Regions from separate parts of the Homo sapiens genome. Here region 2 is linked to region 1. The links are chromatin contacts, found by Hi-C in ENCODE. All regions are on one chromosome and are shown on one strand. The core of a region is the stretch at or near the end of the contact, and the rest is flanking DNA. Distances in the headings are between cores, read along the strand shown.

What was found. A loop is a pair of places that touch in the nucleus more often than their neighbours do.
Region 2: a loop to region 1 is called in a map of endothelial cell of umbilical vein, with 3 times the contacts of the local background. The contact joins two enhancer-like sites. A Hi-C loop is called at or near these places in 1 of 168 maps with a recorded cell type or tissue (endothelial cell of umbilical vein).

The regions. Positions count from the first base shown.
Region 1 is chr14:90,405,631-90,413,369 of GRCh38, reverse strand. It overlaps CALM1 (calmodulin 1), which reads right to left. Exons shown (of 6, transcript NM_006888.6): 6 at 5,102-7,739. Among named protein-coding and RNA genes, the nearest start is that of CALM1, 12 kb to the right of the region's middle. RefSeq lists an enhancer at 7,730-7,739. Within about 2 kb of position 3,894, at least 16 of the 41 ENCODE cell types and tissues checked have a DNase peak (open chromatin) inside an H3K27ac peak, as active enhancers do; they include endothelial cell of umbilical vein, where a contact is called at or near this core.
Region 2 is chr14:90,846,755-90,854,493 of GRCh38, reverse strand. It overlaps RPS6KA5 (ribosomal protein S6 kinase A5), which reads left to right. Exons shown (of 17, transcript NM_004755.4): 17 at 1-6,633. Among named protein-coding and RNA genes, the nearest start is that of LINC02321, 22 kb to the right of the region's middle. RefSeq lists an enhancer at 4,246-5,012. Within about 2 kb of position 3,798, at least 3 of the 41 ENCODE cell types and tissues checked have a DNase peak (open chromatin) inside an H3K27ac peak, as active enhancers do; they include endothelial cell of umbilical vein, where a contact is called at or near this core.

The sequences.
Region 1 (7,739 bases), core at 2,645-5,144:
ATTATATATTATAACCACATAGTTATATTGTTTATTAATTTGTGATTAATAATAGTGCTGATTAATATTTAATATTTCAAATGTGCATTCTCTACTTGCTGGGTCTAATGTTCTATGTATATACAAGAGATCAAACTTGTTAATTCTGTGGTTCAAATCTTCTATTGTCTGGTTGATTTCTCAATTACCAGAAGTATATTAAAATCTCTATAATAATGGATTTCTTATTCTTACCATTGTTAATTCTTACTTGATGCATTTTCATGCTATGCCTGCATCAGTTCTTACATATTAAAGTTGGTATATGTTGTAGGCCAGGCATGGTGGCTCATACCTGTAATCCCAACACTTTGGAAGGCAGAGGCAGGCAGATCACTTGAGGCCAGGAGTTCGAGACCAGCCCGGCCAACATGGCAAAACCCCATCTCTACTAAAAATACAAAAATTAGCTGGGTGTGGTGGCACATGCCAGTAATTCCAGGATTTGAACACAGATGTTTGAATACACAGCCTGGGTAAATTTCACTACATCTTGTTGATTTCTCTCAAAGAGTGGTTTTAAAAAAGAAGGAGCAACCAACTCAAAACCAGTGCACTTAACGAAAACACAACCAGCCAGGCGCAGTGGCTCACGCCTGTAATCCCAGCACTTTGGGAGGCCAAGGCAGGCGGATCACCTGAGGTCAGGAGTTCAAGACCAGCCTGGCCAACATAGTGAAACCCCATCTCTACTAAAAATACAAAAAATTAGCCAGGCGTGGTGGCGGGCGCTTGTAATCCCAGCTACTCAGGAGGCTGAGGCAGGAGAATCACTTGAACCCAGGAGGCAGAGGTTGCAGTGAGTGGCGATTGCGCCACTGCACTCCAACCTGGGCGACAGAGTGAGACTCTGTCTCTAATTAATTAATTAATTAATTAATTAAAATAAAATAAAAAATAAAAAAGGAGCAAAATGTTAAGCCTGACAAGTCGGGAGGGGTCCATGACAGTGAGGAAGACCAAGGTCTGCCTTGTGGAAACAGGATTAGATGTCTAGAGTTAGCTCCACAAGCTGCAATAGCACCAATGGGTGGGGTTAAAAGGAAGCAGATTCCAGCCTAGTAAGAATGTGCTCACAGTTAAAGCAGCTTAAAATGGAATGTTTCTTGGAGAAATAAGAAAAGAATAATGGGAATGTGCCAAATGGCCTTTATTAGGGTATTGGTTAGCTAAATGATGCTGTATTAATACAGCCAGATCTTAAAAATTATATTCAAGAATGTAAAGCGATGGAGAAATGTTCAGTAGAAAAAGTAAAAAAGAAGCTGGGTGCAGTGGCTCGTGCCTGTAATCCCAGCACTTTGGGAGACCGAGACAGGTGGATCACCTGAGGTAAGAGTTCAAGACCAGCCTGGCTAACATGGCAAAACCCCATCTCTACTAAAAATACAAAAATTAGCCGGGTGTGGTGGTGTGCACCTGTAATCCCAGCTACTTGGGAGGCTGAGGCAGGAGAATCGCTTGAACCGGGGAGGGGGAGGTTGCAGTGAGCCAAGATTGGGCTACTGCACTCTAGCCTGGGTAACAGAGAGAGACTCCGTCTCAGAAAAAAAAAAAAAAAAAAAAAAGGGAAAAAGAGGATTTAAAAAGTATGAATACATGATTTCACTTATATGGGTCTAGAATAGGCATATCCATGGAGACAGAAAATATAGTAGTTTCCGGGGATTAGGGGATGGGGGGAAGGAGGCAGAAAGGAAGATGGGAATCACTGCCAATGGGTACAGGGTTTTTCAGGGTGATGAAAGTGTTCTAAAATTATATAGTGGTGATGGTTGTACAACCCTGTCAATATACTAAAAACCACCAAATTGTGTATTTTTAAAAGGTGAATTTTATGGTACATAAATTATATCGTGAGGAGAAAAAGTTATAAGGAGTAAGAAGATTGTAATATATTCGTATATATACAACATGTAATTGTACATACTAAAGAATAGTATGCTTATTAAAAAAAAAACTTACACATACAGTGGGACCCCATGTTGTAAACCCTATCTCTGCATCCATATGGTGAGAAAAAAATTCCAAAAGGAAATACAGAGTCTCAGCTATAGTTTATAGGTTATGGGTCATTTGACATCACAAATTTTAAATAATCAACAGCATTTCTATTAAATTCAGAAAAATGCTTTTGTAAAAATGGGAATGGGTTGGCCAGGCACGGTGGCTGATGCCTGTAATCTCAGCACTTGGGGAGGCTGAGGCGGGTGGATCACAAGGTCAGGAGATTGAGACCATCCTGGCTAACACGGTGAAACCCCGTCTCTACTAAAAATACAAAAAATTAGCAGGGTGTGGTGGTGAGCGCCTGTAGTCCCAGCTACTCGGGAGGCTGAGGCAGGAGAATGGTGTGAACCTGGGAGGCGGAGCTTGCAGTGAGTGGAGATCAGGCCACTGCACTCCAGCCTGAGCGACAGAGCAAGACTCCATCTCAAAAAAATAAAAATAAAAATGGGAATGGGCTGTTAATTAACTTCTTGTCATTGAAAGGGAGAAAGCCCAAGTTCTGCCTTGTGGAAACAGGATTAGATGTCCAGTGTTAGAAGTATTCCAAGTTTGAGAATCACCAGATATGGATACCTGCACTCAGAGGAAGTTTTACCTATATGACCTGTTCCTTTTAACTAAGATATGATTTTATAATTACTTTTTTACTTATTTTCCATTTTTAAAACAATCTATCTCAAATCTTGATTCTGATATGTCTATGCAGGAAAAAATCTATCTTTTGCTAAAAAATGCAGTAACTTAAAAAAAATCACAACTTGAAGGGTATACAAAGACTCAAAATGAAAAATCAGTTTAAAAGCAAACATGCTTACATACAGCCAGGATCTAAAGATCTTGTTGTAACAAAATGTTCAAATAATTATATTGCTAGAGGAAACTCTGGATTTTCCTTTTAGCCTTTGTAAAACTGAAAATAAAACTAAGATATGATATTGAAAAGACTATCTGGGGCTGGGTACAGTGACTCATGCCTATAATCCCAGCACTTTGGGAGGCCAAGGCGGACAGATGACCTGAGGTCAGGAGTTCAAAACCAGCCTCGCCAACATAGTGAAACTCCGTCTCTATTAAAAATACAAAAATTAGCCAGACGTGGTGGTGTGCGCCTGTAGTCCCAGCTACTCAGGAGGCTGAGGCAGGAGAATTGCTTGAACCCAGGAGGCGAAGGTTGCAGTGAGCCAAGATCACACCACTGCACTCCAGCCTGAGTGACAGAGCAAGACTCTGTCTCAAAAAAAAAAAAAAAAAAAAAAAAAAATTATCTGAGCCAAGGCACAGTGGCTCACACTTGTAATCCCAACACTTTGGGAGGCCAAGGTGGGAGGATTTGTTGAGCCCAGGAGTTTGAGACCAGCCTAAGCAACATGTGAAACCGCGTCTGCATAAAAAAATTTAAAAATTAGCTGAGCACAGCAGCACATCCCTGTAGTCCCAGCTACTGGGGGGGCTGAGGTGGGAGGATCATTTGAACCTGGGAGGTGGAGGCTGCAGTGAGCTGTGATTGTGCCACTGCACTCCAGCCTGAGTGAGAATGAGACCCCACCTCAAAAGAGAAAAAAAAAACCCCACAATCTGAATGTGTCAATTCACACTCATTCCTAAGGTTCCTGACACAAAGAACATAATTCTCATGAGGAAAACTGCCACTTGATTTAATCAGAGTTCAGGGGCTTTAATGGGAGTTCTGGTCCATGAGCTAACTCCTCCCACTCCTTGGCAGAGAGTTGAGGGCAGTGGGAGAGAAGCACCAAGCTATAAAAAGCTTTATGTTTTATTTCCTTCTAAGGCATCCTGAGTCATTGGGTGCTCCAGCCCCCCAGTGCCCGGGAAAGTTCAGCTTGAATCGGAAATGTGTGTGTGTTTTTCTAAACCGGAGCTGCTGAAAACCAGATGATGTCACTTGGACTGAATCCCTTACAGGCCCAGTGGTAGCCTCCTATTTCCGTCCTGGGAGAATGGAAGTCACTTAACAATCAGTTTCTCTGACCCAGGTTCCAATATTACATCACGTCTTAATAGCAAGCTTAACCTCCACTCCACCTCCAACATGAAGCTGGTGAGAATTTTTAAATCCCATTTGTCATCTCAAAGGACACAGCACTCCTACACAATTTTGCCTCCCATCCTTTAGGCTGCAATTTCATCTATCTAAACACAAAGTGATGCCAAACCAGGTCGGTCATAATCCTAGAAAGCCACAGGCAGAAGGTACCAAGTCCAATATGATCTTACCAAGGAGGATACCAAGGCCTGGGAAAGGTAAAGAACCTGCCTGAGGCTGGAGGGACAGAACCAAATCCAGAAGCCAGGTCTAAAGCCTCAGAGCAGAGGGCCGTCTCCACGGTGATGACCATGTCCTTATAGTCCCAGCTCCTATGTGCAGGAGGGGCTCTTTAAATGCTTTCTGGAGATGTGTCTCAAGCCTTCTGTCGAAAGCAGGGCCTTATCCCGCCCCGCTTTTCAGCCCTCTCACTCCTTCTGGGCAGAGTGGGAAACACACGAGGCAGCTGGAAAAGGCCTTTCTGGAAGCAAAGGGGGCAGAAGCAGGCAGCCTCTCCTGCTACATCTAAGAACCAGGGTCTGGGCCAGTGTTGACTAAGGGGAAGGCTTCAATGCCAAGGTCCTAAATTGTACTTGCATCCCACCCCACTTTCCTCAGCTGTCCCGCTCTTGACATGAACCAAGGTATCATCTTGGTTGTCATCTAAAATTCCCATCTTATTGAAAAAAATGTATTTCTTTATACAAGTCCTAAAGAGGCTTGGATTGGGGTTAAAAGGAAACTAATCCTTATGGTGTAAATTTTCCGCATAAAAAGCAAGCATGGACAAGTTAATAGGCTAAGAGAATAGGTTAAAATGTCAGCTATTAACACTCAAACTACTTAAAACTAGGGTAAGACGGTTGTGGGATGTGTCTACGGTTATTTCTGGCCCCTCACTCTCACAGTACTAGAGACCCAGTGAAATTACATCTGAGGGCAGGTCTATCTTGTTGAGAGCAAAAGGAATTGAAAGCTATGCAAGCTAGAAACCTACACAGTTCGCAGTTAGAGATGAAAGGCTGCAGAAATGTTTATTGAATACAGTGCCAGGTTTATAAATAAAACGTATTTACAATTTCCATAGAGTTGGTCCCCCATCAGAGAGGTGGTTAAATCTCCAAACAGTTTATCTCAAGATTTACAGAAACGTCCAAGTACATCTCCTTTTCAAATAGCCATGGTGAAGGGCAACTTCAGTAACAAAAGAACTACCACCATCTTTGCTACAGAAGTGTTTAATAAACATCATAATAGATTTGGAGAAAGAACACACACTCCACCCATGCCACTACCTTCTTACTCCAAGGGATACAGACAGCAAAGAATTTCTGTCTCCTACAGGACAACTTCAGGGGATTAAAAAAACAGTAACTGCCAGCTGGAGGGATAGATTAAGACACATTAGTGGAAATCTAGTCACTGCCAAAGGAGAAATATATTTAGGATATACAATAAATAATTCAAATGCTTAAAATAATTGAATGAACGGAAGAGTAGACTTGACCAAATTTACATTCGTTGTTCAGGAAGAGATTCCCAGTATGCTGAGGGGTTCGTGGTAAGCTATTCCTCTGACGAGACACAGCAGCGCTGGGCCTACTGCACAGCCGTTCATTACAATATTGTTACAAGTACAATCAGACATGCATTTATAAAGAGAATATAAAAATATGTACAATAGCTCATTTTCAATGTGTGTAAGTTGCCGAAAGACACCAATGAAAGTGTGCAAAAATTCATTTGTCAAAAAATCAGAAAAAGCCTTCCTTGGCAACAGTGCATCAAAAGCCCATCTGAAATATCGAGATCCATTTGCCTCGCTCAACACCTACCCCAAACAGATGGAGAACAAAACTATGAAAGGGTTTGCCAAGTACTCAGCAGTTTCTTATGGCAAGTCTCAGGCTAAAGCAGGATGCCAGTTCAACTAATCACTTTATATATAAATATATGTATATATTTATAGAGTAGTTAGAAGTAGGGGCAAGAGTTTACAGGAAGGTCCTAACCAACTTCAAGGGCACTGCCAGGACACCCAGCTATTTCCTCTCACAAACTCATGCAGACTAACACCCAACGCCTGGGCTGGTCATCCCCCCAAATACCAGGGCGGAAGGCTACAGTGGATTCTGCCTCACCTCTGCTCAAAACTGGAACTCAGCATTCCCTGGAGGGGGAGGGTGTAGGGTTTCTGGTTCCCAGACAGGATCCTGGCCATACAAGAATCCTGTTTCAAAGGTAGTCTTTTAGGATACGCTGCAGGACCACTAAGAGTCCACCCAGCTTCTAAAGACTTGAGGGTTAGAAGGCTACATTTCGAAAAAACAAGTCAAATATCCCCCTCCAGCCCCCTTTGAAACTACCGAGAGGTCATCGACCACAGGCCTGAGACTGGGTCAGCAATCAGGCTCTTTGACCACCCCCTGCCACAAGAAATATCCAGGACATTAACTTACTCAAACCAGGAACCCTATCTCACCAGAAGAGAAACCCCAAGGTAACCTTAGGCATTCCTTTCAGATTCAGGTAATTACAAAAGCCAACCCTTAGCTCATAGTGTCAACATCTCCTCTACCAACCACCCAGCCCAAGGACCAGTAGCAGAAGCACATGGGCGATGTCTCCCCTCCACTGCTCTGACCCACCCCTCTGGCAGAAAATCTAACAAGCTACAAAATGCCAGAAAGACAGGGAGTAGGAGAAGGAGAAGCCAAGGGTCTCTATAAATCAGCCCTGAATGCACCCATTTGGCTGCCAAGAGCTTCTCACTGCCTTGCTAGCAGCCTGCCACTGTTCCCTGGCAAATTGAAACCACCCACGCAAACACTCAAAACCCCAATCTCCTTGCTAATAAGATACAACCAGTTAACACCGTGAAAAATGCACATCTCCAGCCTTCATTTCAAAAAAGAGCTCTGTACTAAATGCAATATGCTTTTAAAGGGGGTTTTACAGGGACCAATCTCAATGCAAAGACCAGTACCAGATGTCTGAGTTTTGGTTACAGGTTTATAATTAGACACAAAATTCACTCCACACTGGAGTTTTACTTTCAAGCTGGAAGCTAGCATTAGTTCTACTTGGGGGGAAAAAAGCAAAGTCAAGTCAACTTGGGAAAAAAAAAAAAAGGAGGAGGAGGCTAAGTATAATCATAAATTAAAAGTCGCGAATCAAAGGTGACTGGTAGTGTCTTTTAGGCATGAAGAGACTGGCTTACAAAAGTGACTACTGCTTCTACCACACACAGCGAAGATTGAATTACAGACACACTAAATCATGTCTCTTGCAGATGGTCTCAAGTAGTTACATAAGACAGGTAATCAGCAGCACAATTGAGAACAACCCCTAAATACATGCTTGAGAGAAAGTGGGTTTTTTTTTTTCCTTAAGAGCTCTACTGCCTGAATAGATCATTAAAAGTTACCATAATTCACCTTCCCCCCTCCCCCCAGTGAAAATGCAACTAGACCTACATGTCCATAAATAGGATGAAGCAATCGGTATCTGCTTGTTTTCAGGCAAGGTCTTGGGCTCAGAGGTTGGTGCTGGGGCCTTGGGAGGGAAACCCAATGCTGGGCTGTGGGCATTTACATGTACACTGGCCTCCCCTCCACCTGCCTTGTCCCCATTTAGATCTCAGCTT
Region 2 (7,739 bases), core at 2,549-5,048, 440 kb before region 1:
CAAAATCGCAAGTCTTTAAAAATTCTAGTTAAATAGACTTACTTGAGACAAGTGTACATTGTGAAATCTAAAATAAAAATTTGTGACTATATAATACATAATCTTCATTATGTAGGCTATTTCTAAAAACTTAGTTTCTGTGCTGATTTCATGTTAAGTTTTTCAAACGTTAGCAGATTATAATGGCTACAGTAAGTTTTGTTCTAAATCTGGTAGCCATTTATTATTAAATGATTAATGATTAAACATTAATCATTTAATAATTACTTAGGAATTATAAATTACAATGTCAAATCTTCATACATCAGGCTCCTTGCACTATAATTACTTAAAATTAGTTTGCATCAATAGTCTATATAAACAGATATCTTAGTTTAGAGGAAAAAATATTCTATTTTCTAGGTACTTTAATAGTTTGGTCTTGTGAAAATTACATAGGTGTGTGTTTATGTATGTGTATACACACATGTATTGGGGGCTTACAATACCAAATTAATAAGACTGCCCCTCACTCCTTAAATCGACTATCTGCCCTGCCAGTAATCCCCCACCTGTACTGGTATATACAGAGTTTTCTCTGGTACAAATGATTAATCAAGAAAAAGGGTGTGAAATATTTGTGTTCGTTTCTTTTTAAATGAATAATGGGATACACATAAACTAGTAACACCACATTGATTTCCTAAAGACCTAATACAGCTTTAAGAGGGAATAACATTCCAGAGCTCCAGGATTATTTTAATTTAGCTTTCAAGATGGTTACGATTTTGATTTAATATAGAGACTTCATAGTGTTAAATTTTAGGGTTTTTTTTTTTTTTTTTGTATTTTTAGTAGAGATGGGGTTTCACCATGTTGGTCAGGCTGGTCTCGAACTCCTGCCCTGATGATCTGCCTGCCTCGGCCTCCCAAAGTGCTGGGATTACAGGCGTGAGCCACTGTGCCCAACCTAAATTTTAGGTATTTAAAACATCCATTGATGCTTTGTTTTGTTTTTGGGTTTTTTTTTTATTGTTGTTACTTAAGGGATGCATCTTATTTATTTGGTTGACTTTTATCTAGACATCATAAATGTGATGCTTACTTTTTTATTAGCCACTTCATTGTTGATGTCTTAATGGGAGATCTTAGTTTGATGAATCTACTCTTTGAAATTTTAGTTTGATTAGTCATTTGTTTCTGCTAGGTTTTGGCTTTTGTTTTGTTTTTTGAGTGATAACCTAAGAAGTTTCTACAGTGGAAAATATCATTATGACATCTTCATCCCTTATAAAGTTGTTTCATTTAGAGGAATTTTTCAAAGCCTATGTTGAGAAATGGGCAAATTAAGTAAAGCATCATAACAATTTTTTTTATAGTGAACTCATTTTATTTATAGAACGGCAAACACATTCACTCTTTTTGCTAACATCCGGGGCTTTTTTCATTGTGACTGCTTTGCACACTTAAAAATGTTTCTCCCAGGCCGGGCACGGTGGTTCATGCCTGTAATCCCAGCACTTTGGGAGGCCGAGGCGGGCGGATCACAAGGTCAGGAGATTGAGACCATCCTGGCTAACATGGTGAAACCCTGTCTCTACTAAAAATACAACAAAAATTAGCCGGGCGTGGTGGCAGGCGCCTGTAGTCCCAGCTACTGGGGAGGCTGAGACAGGAGAATGGCATGAACCCGGGAGGCGGAGCTTGTAGTGAGCCGAGATCGCGCCACTGCACTCCAGCCTGGGCGACAGAGCAAGACTCTGTCTCAAAAAAAAAAAAAAAAAAAAAGTTTCTCCCAGCAAAGGCTAACTGGAATTTATTTTTGTTTAAAGACAAATACTTTTAATGTGGATAAAATAAAAGTTGGAAGTATGCCTTTCATGTGGCAAACTGGAAATTAGTGGTTAGTACTCCATTGCAGCATTAAATACCAATTCTTTACAATAGGGTGCACATATCAGATGCTGTTTTTCCCTTAACCTTTGCACTTTTCATTGAAAATGTTTTCAAATCAAATCTTGTTTTATTGGGTTTCACATGATTGGACTAATACTTACATATATGCTTCTTTTTAAGGTATTTAGACATTGACAATTAGTTATTTCCTTATGAGCCATAGCTTTGAAAAACCATTTTAGAAGAAATTTCCATTTTTTAAACAAAAGTGTTGGGAGGCCGAGGCGGGCAGATCACGAGGTCGAGACCATCCTGGCTAACATGGTGAAACCCCGTCTCTAATAAAAATACAAAAAATTAGCCAGGCATGGTGGTGGGCACCTGTAGTCCCAGGTACTTGGGAGGCTGAGGCAGGAGAATGGCGTGAACCCGGGAAGCAGAACTTGCAGTGAGCCAAGATCGCACCACACCACTGCACTCCAGCCTGGGCGACAGAGCGAGACTCCGTCTTAAAAAAAAAAAAAAAAAAAAAAAAGTGATTTTTTAAAGAAAAGATACCGATAATTTGTCTTTGCTGTAGATGAATGCCACGTTTTTATATACTAGGACTATTACTGAATAATACTGTTTATTTCTTTAGATCAACGAATATATTAAATTCTGTCTTTTTTGTTCAAATAAACGCTGTGAGATGATTGGGAAGGCTGTGTGTTGAAGTTAGATGCAAAGTTGGACCTTGTACAGTGAGCCTCTTGTGAGAACTGAGCCATGAAAGATAAAGCCTGTCATTCATGTCTGCCTTGGCCTGTGCCCAGCTTTATTAGTAAAAACCATTCAGTTTTTACTAATGATATCTACCAGTATCTAAAGAGAAATACCTTCATCCTCTAGAAGAAAACAAGGTTACCCAAAGAGCTCACTTAATTCCTTCCTTTTTCCCTGAACCCTTGGTTTTAAGTGAAGAGTAAAATGTACTAGATATGACACTCTCTCTGAGTATTACTGAGGATTTTGTGGAAAAGGCAGTTTGGTACTTTATTTCCAGCTTAGCTGCAGACTTGGTGACCCTGAGCAAATCACTCAGCCTCCCTTTGCCTCCATTTCTTCATCTGTAAAATGGGGTTAACCTGTGCCTCCCTGTCTCACCAGCATACTGAGGGATCGATTAAAGAGGATTAAAAAAATCCATAAGGTACACTGATTCCAAAGATGGGTAGAATGATATTTAATAATGAAGACTTTCTGTTATATAGCAATTTAATTTTAAAAGTATCTTTACCAGGCCAGGTGCGGTGGCTCACTCCTGTAATCCCAGCACTTTGGGAGGCTGAGGAGGGTGGATCACGAGGTCAGGAGATCAAGACCATCCTGGCTAACACGGTGAAACCCCGTCTCTACTAAAAGTACAAAAAAATTAGCCAGGCATGGTGATGAGCGCCTGTAGTCCCAGCTACTCACGAGGCTGAGGCAGGAGAATGGCATGAACCCGGGAGGCGGAGCTTGCAGTGAGCCGAGATCACGCCACTGCACTCCAGCCTGGGGGGCAGAGTGAGACTCTGTCTCAAAAAAAAAATAAAATAAAAGTATCTTTACCCACTTCTCTGTAGTGAATATTGACTAGCATTTTGAAGTAGGAACTAACAAAGTATAAAATTAAGTAGATTTTTTATATTTATGGGTATTGTTCTAGTACAAATTTATGGTGTACACTGTCGGTCTGAGTGTGGGTTTAAAATATATCATTGTGCTTGGCTAATTTGTAGAATGTCTTATTTGAATTGACTTCATTTATTTCAGAGGAATGCATAGATGATCAGATCAAACTGTCGTCATAGCAGTGTTTTCAGCACATACGAGAATCTTAGAGTTTAGGAGCCTTAGAGCTCACCCAGTGCAATTTCCTGCCGGAAGCAGATTCCTTCCTGGTGACCTCACCAACAGGTGCTTGTGCAGCCTTTTCCTGAAAACTTTTTGGGAAAGTGGGGGCTGCTACCTCACTACTTTGATGTGTACCTTTTGTTCAAGAACTTTCTAAAACTTGGAGCTAATCATGGGTTATTTCAGAAGATGTAAGCATTTTAAGTTTTTTATTGAATTCCATCCTTATTTAAAAGGCCTGGTTATGTAATATTTTCTGTTTTTTTTTTTTTTTTTTGTATGGTTTCCCACATTGATTAGGTTGTTTTCTTCATTTTCTTAATAGATTAAAAATACTTTCTTCTCTTTCTATTTGTGTCTTCTTCCATTTAGTATTTATGGGAGGGAGCAAGAAGGGAAAGGATGTCTATTTTTAAAATTGACTACAATCATGACTGTTCTTCTTGTCATTCTGTAGCAGCTGGATTTATTACCATCTCTTATTTAAAGGTCCTTCAGAACACGTTGAAGCAGTTCATTTCAGGTCAATGGCTGGTAAGCAATGTCAGGACCTCTGGGGAAGGAGAAGCTGACGGGATCCCAGAGGAAAGAATTGAGGTTGTTTGCTCCCTTGTAGAAAGCCCACAGATCCCTTCCCAGACTAGAAAAAAAGTGCCAGAGTGTCCTGAAACTTTCCTTCTAAGGCACATACTTCAAAGAGACTGGGGATTCCTTTGTTTTAAATATAGGTGGGGTCTCACAGTGTTGCCCAGGCTGGGCTCAAGCGATCCTGCCACCTGGGCCTCCCAAAGTGATGGGATTACAGGCATGAGCCACCATGCACGGCCATGGAGATTCTAATGTGGTGCCAGCTGCCAGGTAAGAAAGCTGTGAGACAATGTGTTGATTTTCCTTTACTACGTCAGGTTTGAGGACATCATCTAGCATCAACGGGTAACGTCACCCTTTGTTCCATCTTTGGGAAATAATAGTAGTAGCTTGTTACTGTTAGCTGACCCCTACATTAGCATCAATAAAGTAAATCCCTTTAACTTTCCTTTTGGCCTTTCCTTTCTCTCTCTCTGCCTCCCCACCAGCCCCGACTCTCTCCTGTGTGCGTACACATCCACACACACCTCCATGGTATTCCTTCTTTCTCCCACCTAAGGGAAGCTGTGCCCGATCTTGCTGCAGTCCAGGTCACCGTACTGAGATGAGTCAGCCACAGACTCTAAACACTAGCAGCGATTAGCCGTATGTAGCCACCAAGTGCACTGTTTTAGACAGGTTTACACAGCTCTTTGCTGTCCACTCATATCAGCTGTGTAGTAGCCCAAGGCAGCCTGTCAGGCAGAAGAATTACCAACCAAAGTGGATCTATTCATAAGATAAAAGATCCGGAGTCCGTGCCCTCTTAAAAAACTTTTGTCTTCAGACATATGGGTGCGTGTTCATCTCTGGCCAAAACTTTGTTTCCAGTTTCAAAGGGCTGGTTGCGAAGGTGGCCTTGTAACCTTTCTGTTGCCGGCTCTGTTAGTTGCCTGATAAGCAGTAGCTAATTCATCCTCCTCAGAATTTGAGAGTGGCATCTATTAGATTCAGACCACCAAGGTGCCTGCGCGGGCTCTCCTGGTTACGACTGAGTCCCCTTTTCTCATCTGTGGGGTGAACGCTTCTATTTGCAGAAATTTGCTTGCATCTTTTTCCTTTTATTTATTATTACTTTTTAGAGATGCGGCCTTGCTCTGTTGCCCAGGCTGGAGTGCGGTGGACTCTTTTCTTTTGTTGATCTTTGCCATCCTCTGCCTGGCTTAATGAGGTTCTTTCCCTGCGTATTTATGTCCCAGGAGCTCACCTTCCCCCTAGGTTTTTAAGAAGGAAGCAGAAAATGTTACAAAGTATAAGGGATTCTATGAAGTCCATAGATAGGATTTGCTTTGGGAGTAGATGATTTCTTCTTATTTTGGTGTAAACATCAATTTGGATGGCAATTAGAATGTCTTTAGCCTCTTTAAAAAGCCCTTCTGGGGCAAACCTTTGCAAGTCACTCAGCTGGCATGTAATGAGATTTTTATTTGCATGGCTTTTTTTTTCTAAGTCTCTCTAGAAGAACATAAGGACATTCTGAACATGCAAGGAATACAGTTATTCTCACATCAAGGATCAATTTTATTTTGTATCTTCATTTTATGTCATTTTCCTTTATTTTATTCACATTAATCTAGCATTAATTCCCCCCAGAGGGAATGATATTTTTGGTTGCTGCCACCTGTGTTATTAAGTGACAGCTTTTCTTTATCTGCTTTTCTGAATTTCATATTTATATACTTTATTGTAGTTTTTTAAAATCTATTCTAGCTGGGCTAGAATCTTCCAAGTATTAATTCATAATGAACTTCCCTCTTCTGGAATTGTTTAGGAGGGCTAATGTTCCATGTTCCCTTCGTTGCTATAGATATGAAGTTATTTCGATGTTCTTTGAGTGCTTTATTATAGCGATAACTGGTACTGCCTTTGATTAAAGGTGAGCTATATGGAGTTAAGCATTTTTATACTAGTAACTATTTATTGAGAATTTTCAGAATTCTATAGCTACTTGTCTTTAACAGTTATAAGAGGCATGTATTTTTTTTTCCTTCATGGTCTGGAAGTTAGTTTTCTCTTTGTTTGGGTAGATCGGAATGAGTTGTTGAGCTGTGTTGAAAACACACATGAATCAAAAAAGCAGATGTATTGTAGAAATGTGATGTTTTCATGTTTCGGGAATTTGACCGGAAAGCTTTATGTATGGGTTTTATTTTTAACAAAGCAGTAAGGGCTTACTTTTTACCAACTTGTGTGTGTGTAAAGATGTATTTGTTCAAGCTTTAAGAATAAACCTGTCAATGTACAAATGCCTGATATCTGACTTGGACTTGTGGTTTGTTTGTTTGTTTGTTTGTTTGCTTTTCGGGGCGTGGGGGTAGGTATGTTGGATCTTGGAAATAAGTGAGAGTGTTAAAGAAGCACAACAATCTGTATCAGTGAATTTACATCTTAGAAGACTCACATTAACTTATGCTTGAATGAAAACCGTGTGTGGATAACTGAATGCAGCGTTTTCTGAACTGCCCTGAAGGACGGCTTAAAAGGAGAAGGAAGCCACTCGCCCATTTAGTGTTCTGAAAGGTCTTTTCCCCTAGGACCCATTCATGCCTCCCTTCATCAAGCCCCCATCCTTCGAGGGTTCCAGAAAATGAGCCCCGGAGCAGATGATTGAGGGAGGGCACGCCTAGGTCTCCATTCCCACGGTTCTTGGTAGCTGATTCCTCAGTCCCCTTGGCTGCCACCCACCCAGTCTTCTGGGGCCCAGTCATTCCTCAGCCCACCCTCCTGCCCCCACTCCCTGAGCCACTTGTCCTTCACTCTTTATCCTCAGAAACTCTCCCACCTTCTATCCCTCCACGTCAGCTTCTCCCAGCCTTCCAAAGACATCATGACCTAACTTGATCGTTTTGGAGGTGGCATCTGTTGGCAGAATAAGCACAGACTCAGATGCTATATTACCTATCTATTGCTGCACAACAGATAACCCCCAAAATAGTGGCTTAAAACCATAACCATTCAGTATTTCACAGTTCTGGTAGGTCATGAATTCGGAAGCAGCCTAGCTGGATGGTTCTGGCTCAGAGGCTCTCATGGGTTGCAGTCAAGGTGAGGATGTTGGCCAAGGTTGCCATCACTGGAAGGCTTGACTGGGGCTGGCAGATCCGCTTCCAACTTGGCTCACATGGCAGGAAGCTTGCAAGGTGGGCTTCTCCACAGGGCTGTGTGAGTGCCCTTGCAATAGGGCACTCGGCTCCCCCAGGCTGATGATCTGAGAGAGAAGACAAGGAGGGAGCTACAGTTCCTTTGATGTCTTACTCTCAGATGCCACAGGCCGTCATCTCTGCCAGATTCTGCACTCATCTCTACATTCTCTAGAAGCCAACGACCAGTTACAACCACCCTTGGGAGCAGGAGAATGA